Linked DNA regions of Homo sapiens: region 2 is linked to region 1. The links are chromatin loops, found by intact Hi-C in ENCODE. Cell type or tissue: gastrocnemius medialis. All regions are shown on one strand. Each heading gives the region's core, and the rest is flanking DNA. Links, peaks and the distances in the headings are about the cores only. Region 1 has its middle 41 kb from the start of COBL. Region 2 holds the start of FIGNL1 (fidgetin like 1).

The links. Peaks named below come from ENCODE experiments on the same cell type or tissue, not always from the same donor. Only the 100,000 strongest peaks of a DNase experiment are listed, where the experiment ranks them.
Region 2: it touches region 1 in a loop (2.8-fold over the local background); 13 of 110 quality-filtered maps call a loop at or near these places.

What each region holds. Positions count from the first base shown.
Region 1 is chr7:51,353,668-51,361,778 of GRCh38, reverse strand. No RefSeq gene overlaps it. Among named protein-coding and RNA genes, the nearest start is that of COBL, 41 kb to the right of the region's middle. RefSeq lists a silencer at 1,954-2,170. In gastrocnemius medialis, for the core only: a CTCF peak has its summit at 3,731 (motif pointing right); a DNase peak (open chromatin) is centred at 3,218.
Region 2 is chr7:50,449,095-50,455,662 of GRCh38, reverse strand. It overlaps FIGNL1 (fidgetin like 1), which reads left to right and starts at 5,313. Exons shown (of 4, transcript NM_001287492.4): 1 at 5,313-5,362; 2 at 5,940-6,545. RefSeq lists silencers at 5,167-5,356, 5,498-5,792. In gastrocnemius medialis, for the core only: no CTCF peak of the experiment used is centred there; DNase peaks (open chromatin) are centred at 5,295 and 5,624; H3K4me3 peaks cover 1,709 bases; H3K27ac peaks cover 1,530 bases.

The DNA.
Region 1 (8,111 bases), core at 2,280-4,779:
ACTGTATCGTTCAACAGTCTCTATGACTTTCTCAAGAAAGTTTGTGCTTCTGTGAGCGCCCACACCAGTGTAGATACATTCACTCTGGCAGCCTCACCAGGCAGTCCACGTTCCCAGTTGGGAATGAAGACATGTCTAAAACACAGACACTCTCAACATCATATTCATATTGTACCCTCTCATTTGACCTATAAAGCCTCATTTCTTCTAGAAAAGCAGAAAAACAACCACTGGGGTGGTTGTTTGTATTTTTAGAAATCCATCAAGATGAAAGTAACCCACAGAGTCCAAAGTGGAGAATCCATAACTCAGACTATAAGCCTGGAAAAAATTCTATCACCCCACCTGGCCAACCCCAGCCCAGCCCCTAAAAAGACATAAAATTGGTGTTGAATCACATCTAATGCTACAATATCCCAGGGAGGCTGCCAGTGTTCTAGGGGCTATGTAGTTCCTGCACATGAGAGGCAACATTGTTGTACAAGGATAGAATAATGACGCAGGTCATGTTGAGGAGACAGTAGGGTAAACAATTGTTGAAAGGTATTCTCTTGATATAGGGTCCATGACAAAAAGGTGGAGTAGGGATGAACCCTAGAAGCATAGAGAACCCTGGAGCAGGTACAGCGATCTCATGGTATCTCACCCCATCCTTATCCAGAATATAAATGTCAGAAATGGAGGAATGACTCAGGATCATTATCCCAAAATGGAGCCAGTGGAAACCCCTGTAGGGAAAGTTTCGTGCTGTGATGAGATGACAGGTCCAGTTCCTTGCCTTGAGCCCCTGAGCAGGCTCACAGGTGCCCTCTCTCACAGCAGGTCCCCTCTGGGATCCTTCATCCCAAGGTCACCCTCAAATTTGCCCCAACAGCAGAGTATGTTTGGTGTCCACAACAACCGCTGTGCTCAACTGCAGCATTTTCCAAGTGTTAGAGCTCCCCCAACCCTGGGCACTGGGTAGGAAGACTTCCAGCAAAAGTCTTCAACCTGATAATGAGGCTGCTGACACAAATGAATGTTTCAAAAGGAGCTTCTACCTGTCCTGTTGTGAGCTGAGTTTCAGGGTTGAATGTAGCTTCCCGGGGCTGGGGTCAGAGCAGCCTGTCAACATATGTCAGCCTCTGGTGATGAGCAATCCCATTCTCAATGAGGTAGTTTAAAATTGACTTCTACTGTGGTGGAGTCCCCACGAAATAGGCACAAATGTGGGGGGCCCTACTCAGACAGCAGCATCCACCAATAAGCTGCAGGGGTCATTCCTCACTGCAAAAGCACAGACAGCATAGTCATCAATCAGCTGCCGAAACATTGCAGGTTGTCTTGGGACCCAGATATTATTCTCTCCTTTTTAAGGAGGTTGATATTTGAGACAGTTACTGTAGAAAGGAGAAGACTAAATCTAAGCCATAGAATGTCTAAGATTTTCTGGAATTTTCTCAGAAAAGGGCACATGATATGTCAGGTTGGGATGACATCCAAGCAGACCCTGAGGCCTTGGTTCAGGAGACTGTACAGTTGCTGGTTAATCAAGTGCTGAAGATGGCCCTGGCACAGTATGGCCACAGTGCCAGGATAGACTGATATTAAGACAGTCATGTCCAGAAGGATCTCCTGTGCTCATCACTGTTGCAGATACAAGCGAGGTTGGAGGCTCTTTGAAAGATAAATTTTATAAATGCGTGCATACTAAGGAGATGGTGCAGGAATGAGGGAACTGAACCAGGCCAGTCTCAGACAATGAACACAAACTTAAGGTTGTAATAATCCCTGTAAAAAAAGTTAGACTTTAATCATAAGCACATCTCTGCATTAGGTGAAGAGTACATCTAGCTAAGAGTTTGTTGGACCCTTTTCCTCAGACCTTGACCTTATCCCAGAGGCTATGGTGGATATAAGGAACTTATCCTCAGCGTCCATCCCTAACATCCCCCAGTATGCCTGTATTTGTCTCTTTGTGCAGCTATAACAAAATACTGGGCCGGGAGCAGTGGCTCACGCCTGTAATCCCAGCACTTTGGGAGGCCAAGGTGGGTGGATCACAAGGTCAGGAGTTCGAGACCAACCTGACCAACATGGTGAAACTCTGTCTCTACTAAAAATACAAATTTAGCCGGGTGTGGTGGTGTGCACCTGTAATCCCAGCTGCTCAGGAGGCTGAGGCAGGAGAATCACTTGAACCCGGAAGGTGGAGGTTGCAGTGAGCCGAGATCACGCCACTGCACTCCAGCCTGGGCTACAGAGCAAGACTCCATCAAAAAAAAACAAAAACAAACAAAAAAAAAACATCTACTGGGTAGCTTATTAACAGAAAATTGATAAGCCCTTTGCCTTTGGAGGAGGTCAAACAGATTGGTGAGATTTTGACCTCCACAATGTCAGCAGTGGCCTTTGGACTAAAAATCTTCCTGGCTGGCTGGAGTCTGTAGTTCTGTGGCAAATGCCAGCCCCATGCTCTATAGGAGTGCTCAGAGGGTGCTCCCAGAGCCTGGAGCCTGCTCCTCCAGCCCTTCCTACAGTTTCATAAGCATTCCTTCACTGTCTTCATGTCTGTTCTGTTCAAAAGCTAGACTTGTTCAGAGAAGAAACACATTCATTCAGCAAGAATTCGGCTTGCTCTCTCTCTCAACATCCATTTCAAAGATGTTGGCTTTATTCTGAATAGGAAGAGTCCTTGAAAGGCTTGGAGGAGAAAAGAGACACTACTGGTCTTATATTTTATCTTAATTTTTGTTTTCATTTTATTTTGTTTTTATTTTTATTATTTTTCTTTGAGACGGAGTTTCACTCTTGTTGCCCAGGCTGGAGTGCCATGACACCATCTCGGCTCACTGCAACCTCTGCTACTGGGGTTCAAGCGACTCTCCTGCTTCAGCCTCCTGGGTAGGTAGGATTACAGGCACCCACCACCATGCCTGGCTAATTTTGTATTTTCATATTTATTTATTTATTTTGAGACGAAATTTCGCTCTGTTGCCCAGGCTGGAGCACAGTGGAGTGATCTCATCTGACTGCAACCTCAGCCTCCCGGGTTCAAGTGATTCTTCTGCCTCAGCCTCCTGAGTAGCTGGGATTACAGGAGTGCACCACCATGCCTGGCTAATTTTTGAATTTTTAGTAGAGACGGGGTTTCACCATGTTGGTCAGGCTGGTCTCAAACTCCTGACCTCAGGTGATCCGCCCCCCTGGGCCTTCCAAAGTGCTAGGGTTACAGGCGTGAGCCACTGTGCCCGGCCTTGGACTTACATTTTAAATGAATCATTCTGCAGCCATGTGAATAGACTTATGTTTCATAAGGCTGGAATCAGGGAAGCCAGTAAGGAGGCTGTGGCCAGGATTTAGGCAAGAGATGACCATGTCTGGGATAGGCAGGATAGAATCAGTGCCTTGACAAAAGCCCAAATTCTCATATGTTTGTTTTGAAAGGACCAGAGGCTGTGACAGGCAGGGAGGACTCAAAGATGACTTCAAGGCTTTGGGTCTGAGGCCCTGGTAAAAGGGGAAGATGAGGGCAGTACTGGCGGAGTAGGTTCAGGACGAGCTAAAGCTGGAGGTGCCTAACAGGGACCCACGTGGACCTGCAGAGTAGTCGTCTGGATAAAGGCACCTGAATATCAGAAGAGAGGTCCAGATATGCTTTACATTCCCAACACAAGTGTGCATTACTTTTATATGCAGAATAAAACAATGGGATTTTTAACATAATTGAGTATCAGTAAATGTTTTGGTAGTTAAGTGTTTGTAATCATTAATCACTAGAGGGCAATATACATTAATTTTCTGCTATCTAACAGTCTCAAAAAGAGGGAATTGCTGGGAATAGTGGCTCACAACTGTCATCCCAGCACTTTGGGGGGCCAAAGCAAGGAGGGATCACGAGGTCAGGAGTTCGGGACCAGCCTGGCCAACATGGTAAAACACCGTCTCTATTAAAAAAAAAATACAAAAATTAGCCACGCATGGGGGCACAAGCCTGTAATCCCAGCTACTTGGGAGGCTGAGGCAGGAGAATTATTTGAACCCGGGGGGGGCGGAGGTTGCAGTGAGTCAAGATTGTGCCACTGCACTCCAGCCTGGGCAACAGAGCAAGACTCAGTCTCAGAAAAATAATTAATTAATTAATTAATTTAAAAAGAGGGAATTAAAGCAAGTCTGATAAAATGATGAAGAAAACCAGGGTAAAGAGTCGAGTGTTCCAGCCCAGAATGGCATTAGCTGTTTAGAGGCTGACTTTGATGATGTTGGCATCTCCACAACAGCAAGGTTTATGTCAGGCCACTGCAATTAGGGAGGCCGAAAGCTGGCACATTCAAAATGAGTGAGCAGGTCATTCTTTACTCAAGTTGGACCCACTCTTTACTTACTATATTTGCCCAAATGGCAGGCAAACTGTTCCCTCTCACTTCCGCATGACATAACATGCATATCAGTCAACACTAAGGGAACTTGGCTAAGCGTAGCTCTTTTGTCCTTGGGAAAAGGCGTGGTAAGGTCATGGCGTTCCTAAGGGACCCTGGCTCCCTTTGGTGCTCTCTTCACCTAGTTACAATTTGCTAAAGAAAACAAGCAGAGCGTACGAAGGGCAGCACATTTCCAAAGAAAGTTTCCAACCCAGAGGTCACCATGCCCAGGGAATGAGTAACCCAGTGTGGCACATTAAGGGGCAGGTTCCACCTGAGTTAGCACAGGCGGCAAAAGGGAGAAGACTCGCCATCACAGTGTGATTTAGTATGCCTGGGGGCGGGAAGAGATGAGGTTGATTTATGCAAGCCCCAGGTGGGAGCAGCATCCTGAGTAGAGAGAATGTCCAGCCTGGCCACTCAGCCCTGAGACACTGCCCTCCAGCTGCGAATAGCAGCCTGCTCAGCCCTGCTCACCAGTCTTTGTTAAGAACTACACGTCCCATGGGGGGTTACAAAACCACCAATACCTTACAGGGGTCACAAAACCGCCAATACCTTTGGACACTTTTGAAATGGAGGGAAAGGGCAAATGCAGTCTCTGAGCCTCACAGGACACCCATGCCCTCTCTCATGCCCTCTCTCAGTAACCCGGAGGAAAGTTACCTTCATGAACAAGGAAGAGGACCGAGGCATGATGCATTTCATCCAGCACATGGCTCTATGTGCCCGGATGCAGCACCTATGCTTACGTAATGAGAAAAGGTGTGAGAGGAACTTTTGTTTCATGGAGCATTGCCCAGCCCACACCACAGTCCTGTAAGTGCCCATCCTGTTTACTTTGCCATTGCTGCACTGATGGACAGCCATCTATGGAGACAAAGCCAGAGCAGGGGATGCAAAGCTGGGCTGGACCAGAAGGGTTGCCTCAGCCATCTAGAGATGGGGAGGGGACATAAATCTCTGAATCATTCTCTAGGGGGCTAAGGTCACTGATGGGAAGAGCACACAATGAGCCGCATCCAAGGGGTGGGAGGGAAACAGAAGAAGGGGTCAAGGCAGAGGCTGAGAGAGTCAAAGTGGATACATCAGGGTGGGGTGAGGAGCCCACAGAGGGGAGAGGTTTAGGTTGGAGCTACACCTCTAAATGTGTGGGGTCAGGCTGGTCCTAAGAATAGAAACAAAGCAGCTAAATAGAATCCAGCCACTAGTGGGAACAGGCATGATCCAAGGACTGAGATCTGGGAGCTTCATGCTAAAGAACTACTATGTGAATTAAATAAAGAAAATAAAGGAGTGGTCAGAGAGTGGGAAGAACAGGAAAACCTAGCTTCATAGAAGGAGGTGGAGGAGCCTGTTTCAATGAGTGGACCATTGACAATGGCCAATGCCAAAGAGAGATGAAGGAGCTTGAGAATTTAAACAGAAGGCCACTGGGCCTTATCTCATTCAAGTTTTTGTTTCACATATGAAGTTTTGGTAGAATATAGGGGCCTACATGATAGGGCTCTGAGGAGGGAAAGATCCACAGAAGAATAAATCAGTATCTATGATATGAGAGTGGGGCAGGAAAGTGCTGGGTAGAGAAAGGCAGGTCCCTGGCTAGGGCTCCACCCCCGGGCCTGTGCCCATGGACATAGGTGAGGACAGGTATTTCTGTTTTCATGCCCAAATGTTGCATTTTCCAAGACCATCTTGGCTCACCACGCCCCCAATCCTATGCCTATAAAAACCCTGAGACCCTAGTGGGAAGAGACACAAGCAGCTGGACATCGAGAGGAACACACTGGCGAAACAGCACACCGAGAGGCACCAGCAGATGCCGGCAGGTTATCGACTGCCGGGATGACACGGAGTTTGGCTGGCGTGGTCGGAGCAGAGCCCAGCCACTGGGCAGCCTGACTCTAGGGGAAAACTACCACCTTCCCATTCCATCCCCTTTCTGGCCTCTGCATCCACCTCACTGAGAGCTACCACCACTCAATAAAAAATCTTGCACTCATTCTCCAAGCCCACATGTGATCCGATTTTTCCAGTACACTAAGGCAAGAACCTGGGATACAGAAAGCCCTCTGTCCTTTCAATAAGGCAGAGGCTCTAATTGAGCTGATTAACACAAGTCCCCTATGGATGGCTAAACTGAAATAGCGCCCTGTAACACACACCCACTGGGGCCTCAGGAGCTGTAAACCTTCAACCCTACAAGCTGCCATGGGGTTGATGCTCCCCACTACCTGCCTGTCTGCATGCTCCCCCTAGAGGTTTGAGCAATGGGGCGCAGAAGAAGCGAGCCACACCCCCCAATGCAAGTTCTGCGAGGGGGATAAGGGAAACTTTGCCGTTTCATCTAGACCACAAGTTGAAACAGTTGAATAACAAAAGGAAGGAACTAAGAAGACAGATACCCAGTTGACTGAACACAGCTCTGGTAAAAATGAAGAATTATGCCTGGAGTGGAGGTGCATGGACATTTGTGTGTGGCTTCTCAAGTTTACTCTGCCATCATATCATCTCAGGGTCTTAGCTTTTCAAGTAGAAATTCAGCTCTTTCTGTGACAGACAATGATTCACATTAACTAAATTCACACAATCCAGATGTAGAAACCAAAATATTGGTTGTGATGAACATGAGTCATCAGGGAAGTGCAATTCCCATATAAACACATCAGAATGGCTAAAATGTAAAGGACTGACAATACCAAGTGTTGACAAGAATGTTGATCAAATTGATCTCTTATACTCCGCTGGTAGGAATGTAAATTGGCACATCCTCTTTGGAAAACTGTCACCAGCTTCTAACGCTAAGCATATACCTGCTCTATGATTCAGCCATTGTATTCCAAGATGTAACACTAACAACAACAAATGTTCACATTCACCAAACATACATAATAGAATGGGCATAGCAGCTTTATTCATAATGGCCAAAACTAGAATCAACCCAAATGTGAATCGTGAATACTAGATAAATTGTAAAGCATTCATGCAGTGGAATACTGCAGAGCAGTATTCCAAACAAACAGCCACTACCTGCAATACAAGTACATGGAGGAACTCACAGCAAAAATAGGCTGGGCACGGTGGCTTATGCCTGTAATCCCAGCACTTTAGGAGACCAAGGCGGGCGGATCATCTGAGGTCAGGAGTTCAAGACCAGCCTGGCTAACGTGGTGAAACCCCGTTTCTACTAAAAATGCGAAAAATTGGCTGAGCGTGGTGGCATGTGCCTGTAATCCCAGCTACTCGGGAGGCTAAGGCAGGAGAATCGCTTGAACCCGGGAGGCGGAGGTTGCAGTGAGCGGAGATCACGCCATTGCACTCTGGCTTGGGCAACAAGAGCAGAACTCTATCTTAAAAAAAAAAAAAAAAGCCACGCACAAAAGAATAAAGCGTTTCCTCTGCTGTATATGGTGATGGGGCACCAAGGGACCTTCCAGAGTGCTGAAAATGTTCTGTGTTCAGTATCTTGCCCTACAGTGTGGTAATGCAGGTATACACATTTCTAAAAACTCAAGCAGCTGTGTATTTACAAGAACTGTAAACTTGACAATATGTATAACATAATAATAAAAATTAAAAGAAAAAAGAGTTTAACTACATGGTAAATGGAAGTTGTAGAGTAAAACAAAAATTTTATTAGATGAAAAAAGTTGGTTTTACTTTTTTTTATTCTATAACTGTGCTAGATCAGAAACAGCTTCTGCCAGCAAG
Region 2 (6,568 bases), core at 3,745-6,244, 910 kb after region 1:
GGACTCAGCAGCTGTCTTCACATTTTACACTCCCTTTAATTTGAAGAGTCTCCTCTCTAGCTCCAAAGACAAAGTGAAAGAGACAGATTTTCAATACAAAGAAAAACTTAGAAGTCAGCCTATCAGCAAGTGGAAGGTGTTTTCTTACAGGGCAGTGAATTCTCCATTGTAGGTGCTCAAATGGAGATAGGAAAAAACCAAGAGTTGGGACATCGGAAAGTCAGTCTTCTATGAGACTGACTTTTCAGTCCATGAGATTGGACTGAAAATTAGAAAATTCTTCAGCTTCCTTGTATATCTGAGATTCCAATGTCCTGTGAAAATAAGAGAATTTGGCTACTTTATGAAACAGCAAGGTTAAGCAGCCTAAAAACAGTAGAAAAAAACACCAACAAGGTGGGTTATTTTTTCCTTCCCAAACTCTAAGCAAGGAAACCTAAGAGGAAGAACTGGCCAGCCCAGCCATAATAACACCTGGCACCTGGGCAGTGCTTACCGTGGGCGAGGCTCCGGTCTAAATGATCTTCAGACCTCAGCTGGGTTGATTCTGAACAATTCTCAGTAGTGGCTCCTGAGCAGTGGAGCTAGGACTTGAACCCTGGAAAGCTGACTCCATAGCCCCTGCTCTTAATCACTCCACCCCTGCCGCAGTGCTGTAAGAATGCAGGGCATTCGTTTCCTGTGGCTGCTGGAACAATGGACGGCAGTCTCAGTGTCTTCAAATAACATAAACGTGTTCTCTCACAGTTCTGGAGGCAGAAACTGAAATCGAGGTGTTGGCAGGGCCATGCTGTCTACAAAGTCCAGCTGTTGGTAACCCAGACATTCCTTGGCTTGTGACAGCATCACTCCAATCTCTGCCCCCATCTTCACATGGCCTTCTTCCCTCTGTGACTCTTTTCCTTTTCTTTATAAGGACACCAATCAATCAGATGAGGGCCCACCCTAATCCAGAAGGACCTCATCTTAACTGGATTATGGCTGTAACAACCCTCTTTCCAAATAAGGCCACATTCACAGGTGCCAGGGGTTAGGGCTTCAACATATCTGTTTGGGGGATGCAATTCAACCCCTTACATACTGTACCAAACTGGAGGCACCTAGAAGTGTTGACTCCAATTGGTAGCGCAGTCCTTGAGGAAAATGACGACCCAAGCAAATGTTTCCTTCAATCTCTGCTCTACCCCGTTTCAGGTGCTATAGAAAAATTACGGGAGGGCATTGTTTTAGAGTGAGCTCCTGCACTAGGTCCCAACAGACCAAACTAAAGTGGAGTCACTCATGCTAAGTGCCATTTAACCAAGCTGAAACTTTAAGAAAGCTGGTGGTCCCCAAATAGACCAGTTTTTCTTGAAAACAAGAGTCACAGCAACCCATCAGAAAGAGTTCAGTCTGCCTGAGTCAGAGTAATAAGGAAGTCCCATTTGCTTTAACCATGACGAGAAAAGTAGTCTGAATTAAGCTGACACTAACCAATCAACCTTTAAAATAATACTGTTTCCTTGTTCCCACCTTACAAAACCACTGTTCTGCCATTCCCCAGTGGGAACTCTAATTCTATTTTATAGAATGGAGGCTACTGGATTCATGAATCATGAATAAAAGCCAATTTGATCTGTAAATAATTTTGTCTTTTGACACCAGGAGAACACCACCTCCCCCCTCACCAGCTGTGTTTATGACAATGATGCCAGAGGTAGCCTCTTCACATCCCTTTATGATTCATTCAGTATGGCCAATGAAAATCTTTTACTAAAATTGTGCACTTGCTTCACCCTGGGCTCACACATCTTACTCCTCTGCTGGAGGGCTAGAACACCATCCCCTCAATCCTGGTACTTTTTTCTTCCTTACCACTGAGTCAGGGAGCTGAGAGGTTTGGAAGTCAGTGGGAATCCACACAGAGAAAGAACTGGATTTAGATTGGGCTGTTTTCCCTCTGAGCTTTGTCCTGTTGGCTTCCCTATCTCCTCAACACCACCTGCCTCCCGCACCCACCGACACACACATCTCCAGAATGTAACTCTCCTGGCTGACAGGGAAGCACATTATTTAGGGCCGTATTATCCCCTCTGCTCAAAAACAAATGAGCTCACCGAAGTGTACACTTGCATTTATCTGAGACCATGTTTATAAAATTCATGAATATGGAAATGGGCAGCCATCTCCCAGAATCCCTCACACCAAGAGAACTGGCACTGTCTGCTGTAGGTGAAAACCTCTTCCCTTGAAGGCTCAACAACTTCTACCCAGAAGAAGAAAAGAACAGCATATTCTTTCTCATACACACACACAAACACACACACACACACACACGCACACAGTATATACCACCAGTCTGTGGTCTTGGAAGCAAAGTTTAATAATTGAATAGCTCAAGCACTAAACTCTTACATATTATTAAGATACTATCCTAATATGTCTCATTTGTCAAAGATGGAAAAGTTTTGATATGACATAAGGGTTTCAATCCCAATAGGAATATTAATGGTAACAATAAAAATAACATAGCAACACGGTTTCTGTTGAATGCCTGCCACATGCCAGCAACTGCTTTGATAATTAAAGAATTATATCTTATGTTGATTATAATCCTTATAATGGCTTCCTGGGTAAGAAAGGTTTATTACTGTTTTACATTTGAGGAGGAGACTAGGGTTCAGAGAGGGTGCAGAAGTGAGTTACACTTTTGCCAACCAGGCCAGAAGATGAAAGCCGCTGGATTGGGAAATGCTTTTGTATCAAAAGCACAAAATGAAGTGGCTAGTGTTACTTGTTGGAAAAAAATTAACTTTGGCAAGCATAAATATAATTCAGTATTTGAGCAATACTTTTAGGAGGGTAACAGAGTGGTTTATGTGAATTCTCCAAAATGCCATCATGAAAATTTTGATGATGAAAATCACCTAAAATTGCTAATTACCTGTCTTAGCCTGTCTAGGGCTACAAAGTACCATATGCTGAGTGGCTCATAAACAATAGAAATTTATTTCTCACAGTGGAGGCTGGAAGTCAGAGTGCCAGAATGGTCGAGTTCTGGTGAGGGCTCTTCCAGGTTGCTGTCAACTCTTTGCATCCTTAGGTGGTGGCAAGAGGGCTAGAAAGTTCTTTGGAGTCTCTTTTATTGTATTTTATTTTTTGGAGACAGTCTCACTCCGTCCCCCAGGCTGGAGTGCAGTGGCGCGATCTCAGTTCACTGCAACCTCCACCTCCTGGGTTCAAGCAATTCTCAGGCCTCAGCCTCCTAAGTAGCTGGGATTACAGGTGCCCACCACAACACCTGGCTAATTTTTGTATTTTTAGTAGAGACAGGGTTTTGCCATGTTGGCCAGGCTGGTCTCGAACTCCTGACCCCAGGCGATCCACCTGCCTCGGCCTCCCAAAGTGCTGGGATTACAGGCATGAGACACTGCACCCAGCCTCTGGAGTCTCTTTTATAAGGATACTTACTATTCTCATCCATGAAGTCTCCACTCTCATGACCTAATCACCTCACAAAGGCCCCGCCCCTTAAAACCATCACATTGGGCTTAGGATTTCAACATACAAATTTTGGGGGGACATAAACTTTCCATCCCTAACATTACCCAAATAGTATCTATATAGTCATTTCTAAATATACACGTATTTAGAAATTTCTAAATAGCCAGTAAACATACAACTGACTTGGCCTTGATATAACTGTTTTCATTTTCTTTTATTTTCATTCTACATGACATATTTTGGGTAATTATAAAATAATTAAAATTAGTTGATAAAGTATGGAATTAGAATAAAATAATTTTCTATTACTATCTAAGCCATGAAATGAATTAGGAGATGCTGTTTTCAGTGAAACGTCTTCTAGTTTTTAAAGTGCATTGTCCAATTCCTTTTTATTTTGTGAAGATTTTAAAAACTTAAAAAAAGTCTTCAAATTGTTTGTGCCTTGCATTTCTTTAAATCTTATGTTTAAACATCATGTGCTGCTAGTTGCTAGTCATTTTCTCTATCCCCTGCCCCAGACCCTCTCTTTCTCAGGAAAGGATATCCAGGGATCCGGGTCCCAGTTAGTCAAGGAGATATAAGAGGAAGGCTATGAGGCTTTCTGGGAAACATTTTCTTTTTCCAAGAGAGAAGTGTTCAGAGGGAAAAGGTCCTTTCTCAGTTTGGCTCCCTCTTTGTGTTTTAGATCTGGTCATGTGAGGCTGCCTGGCTTGGATTGTGAGGGCATCTCTCGACAATGAAGTGACAAGCCTGGGGAGGAAAATCCACAGGCGAGAAGGTGGCAGAATGGAGAGATGGTCCTTCATGACTTCTTTGAGTCACCAGGTCCAGATTTCCCGCCAACCTCCAGTCTTCTTGTTATGTGATCTGATATCATTATTTACTGCAGAGGCCACTGAGTGGATGCTCTTACTTGTGTCTGAAAATCCAATTCACTAAATTAATCAAAATACGGCACTCTTCTTTTGAAACCTTGCTCCAGAACAAAGTGGAAGGTAATGATGGGGTGCTTTTCAAAGTTCCAGGGAGGTGTCCCTACACAGCAGACAGCTGTCCAAAGGAATGTAGATGTTGGCTGCGGGGAGATCTGAGTTGCCAGACTCAGTCAGAACAGGTGTCCTCTCCCTTATTTTATCTTAAACATGCATGTCATTTTTGCATGCTACTCTATGCGGTTCTTTCAGCCAGGGAACATTGCTGAGCACCCGCTCACGTGCTGTATGGAGCGCAGACTGCAGGGTGCGAGGGGCGGAGGTGATGTGCTAGGCCTGAATTCAAGAGGGGGCGCAGCCACAGGCCCCGCGATGCCGGGGTGGCCTCTTGTAACGACGTTTTAACCGCTGACCTAAGTGGATCCGCTCCTCTCCCGCCGCCCGCTCCCTGCCTGCAGCACAGGATGGCGGCTGGCTTTCCCGAGTGGGCGCAGGTGAGCCACGCTTGCTCTCCCGGGTGGGCGCAGGTGAGCCATTGTTTGCTCTCCCGGGTGGGCGCAGGAGAGCCACGCTTTGCTCTCCCAGGTGAGCCGCCGCTCGCTGTCCCGGTGAGGGGAAGTGAGCCACGCTCTATGGGAATCCTTCGAATCTTCATTCAATTTCCATCGCCTCCTTGTATTTATTTGGGAGTACTTTTAAAAATGAAGCCTATGCACAATGATGTAATAAGCGTTTATAGAACACCACTGGTCGGAGCTAGGGCCTAGGTGGCGGTGCCCGGGCCCAGGTGCCGCGCCCACGCCCCGCGCGCCGAACGCACGCACGCACGCACTCACGCACTCACGCACGCACGTACGGCGCGAGTCCGAGGGCGACAGCAGCGCGCAGGCGCACGTCAGTCCCCGCGCTTTTCGGAGGCTGCCAGCGTCCCACACCAGCCGCAGGTAGGATGCGGTGACGGGAGGCGGGGCAGGGGCGCTGCTGACCCCTGTGGAGCATCAGGGTTGGGGCGTAGGGGAGAGGCGGGCGTGTGCCTCTGGAATGCTGGGGGTCGCGGGGCGGTGACTTCGCGGGAGGCCGTGGGAGGCGGGAGCCAGGCAGTGGCTGTGCCCTTTTGCTTCTGTCTTAGCGGGAGGGTGGCTGACCCGCTAGCCCAGAACCAGACTCATCCAGGATTAGGAAGCTGGGGCCCGGCGTGGACGGCAGGCTCGGGGCCAGGTCTGCGGGCGGCTTCCTTTGGCAGAGCCTGTCCGGGGGCGGGGCCGCTTACCGCAGGCATTTACTGGGCCCAGCGGGGCTCTGGGCGCCCACAGCGGGGGTCAGTCAGTTCCCCTGTGACCCAGGCAAGCTCTTAATCTCTGTGATGAGAAAGAAGGGCTCATACCTTTCAGGGGTCATCGTGAGGAATCAGAAGAAGCAGTATTTTATAGAGTATTTTCTAAGTGCTGAGTCCTCTGTCTAGTGCTTTGCAGAATTAAAATACCTTGTCAGCTCAGTGATGTTGCTGCGCTTCTTTTATAGGTGAAAACCGGCAGAAAGACATTAAGAGATTTTCCTGCAGTCACTGCTGGCAGATGATAGAGCCAGGATTTGAAAGCAGGCAGCCTGGCTCCAGACCCTGTGCTCTTAACTCCCGTTTTGCATCAAGAACAGAATCCTATGAAAGGCTTGCACAGTGCTTGGTACTGAGTAGGCACTCCGTCAGTATTTTAGTAGCTATTATTCCAAAGGACACTGTATTCTAGGTACTAAGACAATGTGAATGGAATGGAAAACAATTCCTCCCTGCAGAAGCCAACTGTCTAGGAAGACAGATAATGACATTATTAAAATAATCAGAACATTGGCAAAATAAAGAAGATTGAAATGCAGTTCATATGACAGTGCTAATTAATCATACTTTTTAGATCTAGGAAAGGCCATAAAGGTTAAATTGACTTGGAAATGGTAAACAAGACAATGGTTGTGTCACTGATCGGTGATGGCCAGTTTTTGGTTATCCTTATTTGCCATTTAAATGATTGAATTGAAAGGAAGAAGTAAGACTTGGAAGATGAATATTGAAGGAAAGGTGAAGATGGAAAAGAGAAGGGGGTTTATTCTGAGAACAGTGACTAGAACTCTGAGGTATGGTAGAAATTTCAGGATAA